Linked DNA regions of Mus musculus: region 1 is linked to region 2. A link is a contact called in ENCODE POLR2A ChIA-PET data. All regions are on one chromosome and are shown on one strand. The core of a region is the stretch at or near the end of the contact, and the rest is flanking DNA. Distances in the headings are between cores, read along the strand shown. Region 1 holds the start of Aph1b (aph1 homolog B, gamma secretase subunit). Region 2 holds the start of Rab8b (RAB8B, member RAS oncogene family).

What was found. ChIA-PET counts read pairs that join two places held with the same protein, here RNA polymerase II (POLR2A).
Region 1: POLR2A ChIA-PET joins it to region 2 with 17 read pairs in Patski. The contact joins the promoter of Aph1b here to the promoter of Rab8b in region 2. POLR2A ChIA-PET finds 5 or more read pairs at or near these places in 2 of 5 experiments (Patski and embryonic stem cell).

What each region holds. Positions count from the first base shown.
Region 1 is chr9:66,793,764-66,797,441 of GRCm38, forward strand. It overlaps Aph1b (aph1 homolog B, gamma secretase subunit), which reads right to left and starts at 1,660. Exons shown (of 6, transcript NM_177583.4): 1 at 1,490-1,660; 2 at 307-477. The coding sequence starts at 1,602.
Region 2 is chr9:66,917,503-66,921,351 of GRCm38, forward strand. Rab8b (RAB8B, member RAS oncogene family) reads right to left here and starts at 2,203. Exons shown (of 8, transcript NM_173413.3): 1 at 2,008-2,203. The coding sequence starts at 2,131.

The DNA.
Region 1 (3,678 bases), core at 410-2,909, 120 kb before region 2:
TTCAATAGTGGATTTCTTTTTGTTCATTCATATCTTGCCTGTTTCCTCTCATTATAAATTCTACCAGGCCAGAGCTTCTGTCTCTTAACCCACCTTTGTACCTCAGCTTCTACAAAGTGTCTGGCATTGGGAAATTTTTGAAGAAACACTTTTGGGAAGAATGAAGAGAGAAAGATAAGGAGGAGCAGGAGGGCAGGCAAACCGGATTGTAAATTTAAATATTCAATATTTTCAGGCTAAAATTGTAGCAATCACTAAATCGTAATTCAAGTCTAACTGGGAAAATAAAACAAACACTTAACTTACTTTAACAGCTTATAATATGCGAGCCTGAACAGCTCTTGGATACAGACAGAGAGCAACACTCCGAAGATGAGCAGGTAATTCTGTACTGGTCCATCTCTGTTGTCAGTAATGACTCTCACTAGGAACCAAAAAACGGATGACAGCAGGAGAGACACCAACCAGAAGAAAGCACTGGAACGTAGAAGGAAAAAAAAAATCACAAGTTAACAGAAGCACAGGCTTAATAATGACTTTAAATCAAACCTGCTTGAGCTACAAATCATTTTTAGTAAACAATCCTCACAAAGTGATGTTTTAGATCAGAATTTTTTTTTTCTCCTAGTGAGACAAATAGTCCAAGAGGAACGTCAGATGTGCTTAACAAGAACGATTCAGTGACCCTGTCGCGTGCACGCTAGGGCACTATCTGTCAAGGACTAAGAGGCACTTGGTTGCTGACTATTTTTCCTAAGAGATGCTTTGTGTGCTATAGAAATATACAACCAGTGACAGTTGCAAATTTCATATCCTCAAAATTCACCAGAAAATATAAGTTTAATGGTTAGATATTGTCAAGTGTCTTTTTCTAAAAGAAAATGAATACCTAACGCCTGCATTAATATAATGGAAAGTTCAGAAGCTGCAAACTTCGGGCAGGTGCAGCGAGACCAAGACCACGTTCACCAGCAGAGTTCCGGTATTTACCAAGCTCCCAGGAGGACATGCCGCCTGGTCAGTTGTTACTGTGTTTTCTCGAACTTTCCTCCTTGACTGCACCCAAACCATTACCCAGGAGTCTACAAAGAAAATCTGAGCCTGAATAGTCTGCACAGACATTCTGAGTCCGAGGATTGATGTGAGGGTGGGGGGCAGGGAATAAACATCTGATCTCCAGGTGACTTTAATGGCAGAGAGTAGTGATAACGACTCTTCGATGCTGCTCAGCACTGAGGGAAATGAGAGATTCCTACAGAAAGACAAAGGCTTCATGCAGGAATCTATCTGCTTGTTCCCACACTCAGCCAACAGAAGCCAAGGGGCGCCTGCTTAGCCTACGGGCCTGCTCTTCTCAGACCCTCCCAGGAACAGTTCCAGCCCTGGACCGCACCACAAGCTGGAGCCCCTGGGAGATGGGGATCCCGGGGTCGTGGGAACCCAGGAGAGGGAGGGAACCCGCGGCGTCCGGGACACAGCGCAGCCTCACCCGGCGATGAGGAAGATGACTCGCAAAGGGTCGGTGGCGATGGTGAAGACATAAAGAGCGAGCGCGGGCCCGAAGGCGATGAAGGCGCAACCAAAGAACACCGCAGCCGTCATGACGACCTCGGGAGCCAGTCGCGGGGGCCCGAGGGCCCTGCAGTGCCCAATGGACAGCGGGTCCTGGATACGGGGCGGGGCTGGGTGGCGAGGCTCCGGTGCTCCGTCAGAGCAGTGGACGAGGCGGAGCCCGTGAGGCGGGGTCTGGAGATGCCGAGGGCGGGACGGGGCTCGAGAGGCGGAGCCTTCGGTGCCCTAGTCAAAGAGGCAACAGGAGGGAGCTTCGGGAGGCCAGGCCTGGAAGAGTTCCATAGCCTATCAGAGTGGACGGCAGAGCGAGGGTTGGCATGCAGGACCTCGAGGTCCTCTAGTCACACGGGACAAGGCAGGGTTCGGGAGTTGGGGCCTGAGCTGCTCCTTGGCCTGTAAAAGCGGGTTGCTGGGCGGAGCTCGGCAGGGGACTCGAGGTGCTCCGAGGGCAGAGGAGGGGCGTGGCTTCGGAGCACAGATCCTGTCAGAACAGGGAACGGAGGTCGGAAGGCGGAGAGCCTGGAGGAGTCCCACGCCCAGTCAAACCGGAGCCAGGTCGGAGCCTGGGAGGCGGGGCTTTGAGTCGCTCCCAGACCTGTCAGCGCCTGCAGAGCGAGCTCAGAGCGCCGCCCTACTCCAGCCAGAGCAAGCTCAGAGTGCCGCCCTACTCCAGCCAAAGCGAGCCGAAGTTCTGGAGACCTGGTAATGTAGTGGGCGGGGCTCCGAGGTGTTATAAGTGTAGTCAGAGTCAGCCGCTCCAGACATTAGGCCTAGGGTTTGTCCCTGCTCAGTTACTGATGGAGTTTTGTTCATCACCTTGAGCCCCACTGTTCCTAGGCTTAGCTTTTATACCTGGATTACATGCTGATGGAGAAAGAATATAGAGGTGAAAGCTGTAATACTTGACATATATATTACAAAACCTGATGCATAGAGAAATGCCAGAATCCATGTAAAAAACACATAGAATTCTTCCCACCCAGAGAGCAGCCTTTCCCGGTCACATATCAGTAGGGCTATGAAGGGTTATGCCAGATGAAGAGGTTTCTGGTCATCACAAACCAGAGAAAATTCCAGAGCAACCAGCAGAATCTTCATCTTCCTAGTTCTTGTCTTCCCTCATCTCCAGAAGTTAGAAGTGGGTCAGTTGTTAGAAATAAACTGACTTGACTTCACTCTTTAATTAGGTTCACTCTAATAAGGTTCTTTTAGCCCGATGAGTGGAAAACTAATTATTGTTCTTTAAGAGACCTTGGTGAAATGTTTACGGTCCTAGGTGTTAGGGATAGTGTGTTTGATCTTGTGTCATTTATGAGTGGGTTTGCTTTTAAATGAAGCTTAGGTTGAACTGGATGAACCTAGTACATAGACGGGCAGAGTCCACATGCAGCATTGCTAGGACAACAACATTTTTCTATTCTCCTATGCCTTGTTCCTATCTACTTATTAACACCAAGTATGCTGAAGTTACTTTTATTAATATAATATTTTCAATAATTTGAACATATATACAATGTATTTTGGTCATATTTATCCTCTTTCCAGATTCACCTCCATCCCCTACCTGCTCCCAACTTCATGTGTTCTTTTTTTTCTCTTAAATTACACACTGAGTCTGAGTCTAATTTGTATTGCTCATGTACGTCTGGCTGTAGGGACATCCATTAGAGTGTGGTCTACCTCCCAGAAGCCATGCCCTCGAGGAAAGCTGACTCTCTCTGAAAAGCCAAGCTGTCAATCGCTTCCCAGTCAGTGTTTGCATCTTATGAACTTCTTCCTACTCTGCGCTAGAATATTGACGAGCTTCATCTTGTGTAGGCAAACAGGGCTGCTCTAGGTTTGTGAATGCATTTTTTTTTTTTAATGAATGCATTGGTCCTGCCAAATCTAGAAGACACTGTTTGCTTTGCTCCACCCTGGCCTCTGGCTCAGACCATTTTTTTTAAGATTTATTTATTTTATGTGAGTACACTGTAGCCATCTTCAGATACACCAAAAGAGGGTGTCTGATCCCATTACAGATGGTTGTGAGCCACATGGTTGCTGGGAATTGAACTCAAGACCTCTAGAAGAATAATCCGTGCTCTCAACCAGTGAGCCATCTCT
Region 2 (3,849 bases), core at 953-3,452:
AGCTGCAGCATGCAGTCAACACTGAAGAAGAGTCCTTTGGGGCTTGGAAACTGATACCAGAAATGAATGTCCTTTAGCAGCTGTACCAGCTTGCACCAAGTCTCTTACAAATACACTTTCGAGAAGGGAGATGACATTTAAAATCTGCTTCCTCAGAAAAGTCCCACTCAAGACTAACTGCCAAGAACTCGCAACTCAAACTTCCTTCAGCCCAGATATCACAACACCCAAATTTCCATTCAGTCTGTAGGAAAAAAAAAAATCAGAATAAACCATGGAGACTCTTTACCAATACTTACACTGGAAAGTGCTCGATACCTACTTTTAAAATGTCACCTATTTTCAAATGCCACAAATATTTAAACACGGATTTTGTTTTGTTTTTAATTCAAGGTTTTTTTCCTGCATAAATGTATGTACACCATGTAAATGTCTAGTCCCCACGGAGGCCAGAAGAGGGTGTTGTATTCCATTAGAATTACAGGCAGTATGAGGTGCCAAGTGAGTGCTATGAACCAAACCTGGGTCCTCTGTAAGAGCAGCAAATCCTCCTAACCACCATAGCAACTTTCCAGCCCCTTTGACATACTTATTGTCAACACACTAGTTCCCCATTACTTGTGGATCACCTGGAAAGCCATTTGAAAAATGCTTTAAATAAGCTAGTATTAGAGGCCAGACAACCAAAAAGCTGATGAGTGAGTGGGCCACTGGACTGCAGCTATTTAACAAAGGAAATAATGTTAAGGTCATCCTACTGAAGGTTTAAAAGCAGTTTTGATGTGTTCTTCAGTTTACAACTTAAAGATCCTGTTTACCTGCACACAATGTCTTTTACTGAAGATACAAGAGCAGCTCCCAGTGAAGAGTGAGAAATTTTTTTCTTGAGTCAATTAGAAGTAATTGGGAAATATACAGTATGTTATGATTCACCTACAAAGTAATTAGAATCAAAGGAAACTACACAGGGAGGCAGGCGGAATGTACAGTCAATCACTTGGCTTGGATGTTACCAACTACACGAGCTCAAGAATTTACAAAGTTGAGAAACTTACTGCTGCTTCCCAAGACACGGAATAAGGCGGTGAACAATAAATTTCTTCTAACCACATCATCTCCCAAAGTCCCCAGCCCCTTTAATTCCTATAAACACTCAAAAGATTTTTAACACCCCGTAGACATTACTCCATCATTAGTCACTTTTTAAATCTCGATTCAAAGATGTCAAGAGAAAATGGAAACCAGCGTTCCCAGTTACTAGGGAAAGTCCTGAGCCCCGCGTTTTCCATTTCCTCTCTGATCTCTCAACCCCTGCACTGCATCCCCTGCTTCCCCTTCTCCTTTCTAGTTAACACTCAGCTCGCCTTCACTTTCTCCACCAAGTAGCCTCAAGTCGCCCTCGGGTCCTCCTGAGTCCTTCTCCCACCTACAATCTTCTGCATTTTCTCTTGGCATCTCTGTTCACACCTTTAGAGTCAATGTCGTTTTATCGCTTGCCTCCTGATCATTCAGTCAGTCATTCCCCTCAATTCCCTGTTGACCGCCTCCTAGTCTCACTTCTCTTGTCCCTGGTGTCCTCTGCCCCTTTACTTCATTTGAAGCCCCTCTTTGAGTCCTCAAACCTTCATTTCCCTCTTCACATTTCCTTCCTCTTTCCTGTCTTTCTAACCCACGTTCGTATTCACTCTCCCTCCCCTCCTTCTCTTTCCGTACGATTTCCTGTGTTCCCCCGACTCCGTCCCTCTGGGACGCCGCTGCCGCCGCCGCCCCGGAGCCCCCTCGTGTCCCCAACACCCCTGGTTTCCGATTGCTCCGGTTCCCTTTCGTCCGTCCGCAGTTCCGCATCCCCATCCGTCCCTTTCAGCCTCTCCGGCTCTCACTGCCCTCTCCGCGGCCCTTCGGGGTCCCCTTCTCCGGTCGCCAAGCCCTCGCGTGCCCTCTCCCAGGCCCCCAGGCACCCGCCCCCCTCGTCTCAGCTCCCGTCCCGGGCCGCGGCCGCTCCCTCACCGATGGTGGAGATAAAGGTGGTGTTGAAGGCGTCCTCTGAGAAGCGGAACAGGAGGCAGGTCTTGCCAACGCCGGAGTCGCCGATGAGCAGCAGCTTGAACAGATAATCGTACGTCTTCGCCATCTTCTCACTCCGGCCCTCTCTGACCGCCAAGAGCAAGGAGGCGGTGGAAAGCAGCGCGGAGGGGGGGCCTCTGGCGAGGGGGCGTGTCTGCCAAGCCACCCGCGCCCCGCCCCGCCTCTCGCCCCACCCTCTTGAGGCGACAGGCTCGCTCCTCCCCGTCCCAGCCAATCTGCCCGCGCCTTGTCATCACCCTCCGCCCCGCGAGGCTTTATGGGATTTGTAGTACTCTGGGAGAGCCGCGGGCGTGCCTCGCCCAAACTGTCCGAACAACCTCCCTGGATAACAAATCTGAGTGATGTAGGGTGGTGTGTTAAGACTTTCCATCCTTACAGGGAAAAGACGCTTCGTTTCAAACTCCTCTTCTTTTGCCAAGGGAACTTGACTTTGTTGTTTCTTTGTTTATGGGCATCTTTCAAATCCAAGACCTCGGAATCTAAGTCCTGCAGTTCGCTCATCTACTTGCCTGAACCCGGAGCTCGGCAAGCTTTCTTTGGAGATGCAAAGGTTCACGAAGTCTGTGAATTAGCTGCAGAGTATTACCCAGCCTCTCCCGTTCCCGCCCATTTCCTAGGCCCCCTTCCACAGCCCTTCAATTATAGAGCTCAAGGAGTGATGTTAGCGGGCTAATTTCATTCCCACTTGTGCCTTCTGAACTACAGGCCACAGCCAAATGCGATGATCATTTTAGAGGCTCTGCTTCATAGATACCGCCTCGCGCACCGCGGGAGGATGAATTCTTGAGAAAGAAAGAAAGAAAGAGAGAGAGAGAGAGAGAGAGAGGGAGGGAGGGAGGGAGGGAGGGAGGGAGGGAGGGAGGGAGAGAGAGAGAGAGAGAGAGAGAGAGAGAGAGAGAGAGAGAGAGAAAGAAAGAAAGAAAGAGAGGAGAGGGGAGAGAGGGGAGAGAGGGAGAAGAGAAGAGAAGAGAAGAGAAGATAAGATAAGAGAAGAGAAGAGAAGAGAAGAGAAGAGAAGAGAAGAGAAGAGAAGAAAGATGTGGGAAGGCTTGTGCTACGAACAGCTTATAAAATAGCGCCACCTGAGACAGGTGACGGGAACTTTGGCCATAGAAGATGTAGAGATTTAGATTTGGATTTAGTCTTTGCTAAGCCACTTCACAGCTGTGTGAAGTCTCACAGGCTTGACACGTCTCAGTTTTCTCATCTGTAAAGACGAATGAAAAACAAACTACTTCATAGGTTGTAGTGAAAATTAAATACTGAGTGTGAAAGCACTTTGAAACTTGGTAAGGTGCTGTGAAGTGTAGGTGTTAGTTGCGTTTAAATTTATCACTCCTCAGGAGGCTTTCAATTAATGGGTGGCAAAAGGAAGGGAGGAAATAGCACTTTGATGTATTCAATTCAAGCCTTCATTATTTATTACCCTAGACTAATTCTTTATTGTTCAGTGCTCTTTTATCTGCAAGTGGCAGAAACCCAGCCAGATCAAGCCCCTGTGAGACAAGGGTTTACTATCCAGATCATGAGGAAGGAGTGGCTAAGGGGGACCAGGAGCTTTATCTTGTCAGAAGTCTCTGTCTCATCTCTGCTTCTTTTTCAGTTTTAATTTAAAATATGTTAAATACCAACTGTCCTAACATACACACACACCAACAAAAATTCTTTTGGATGCCTCCATTTTTAAGAGTATTAAAGGGGCCCTGCCTGACAACAAACTATCTAAAACCCTCTAGGACAAAACTTACCTTAGAGACAAGGAAA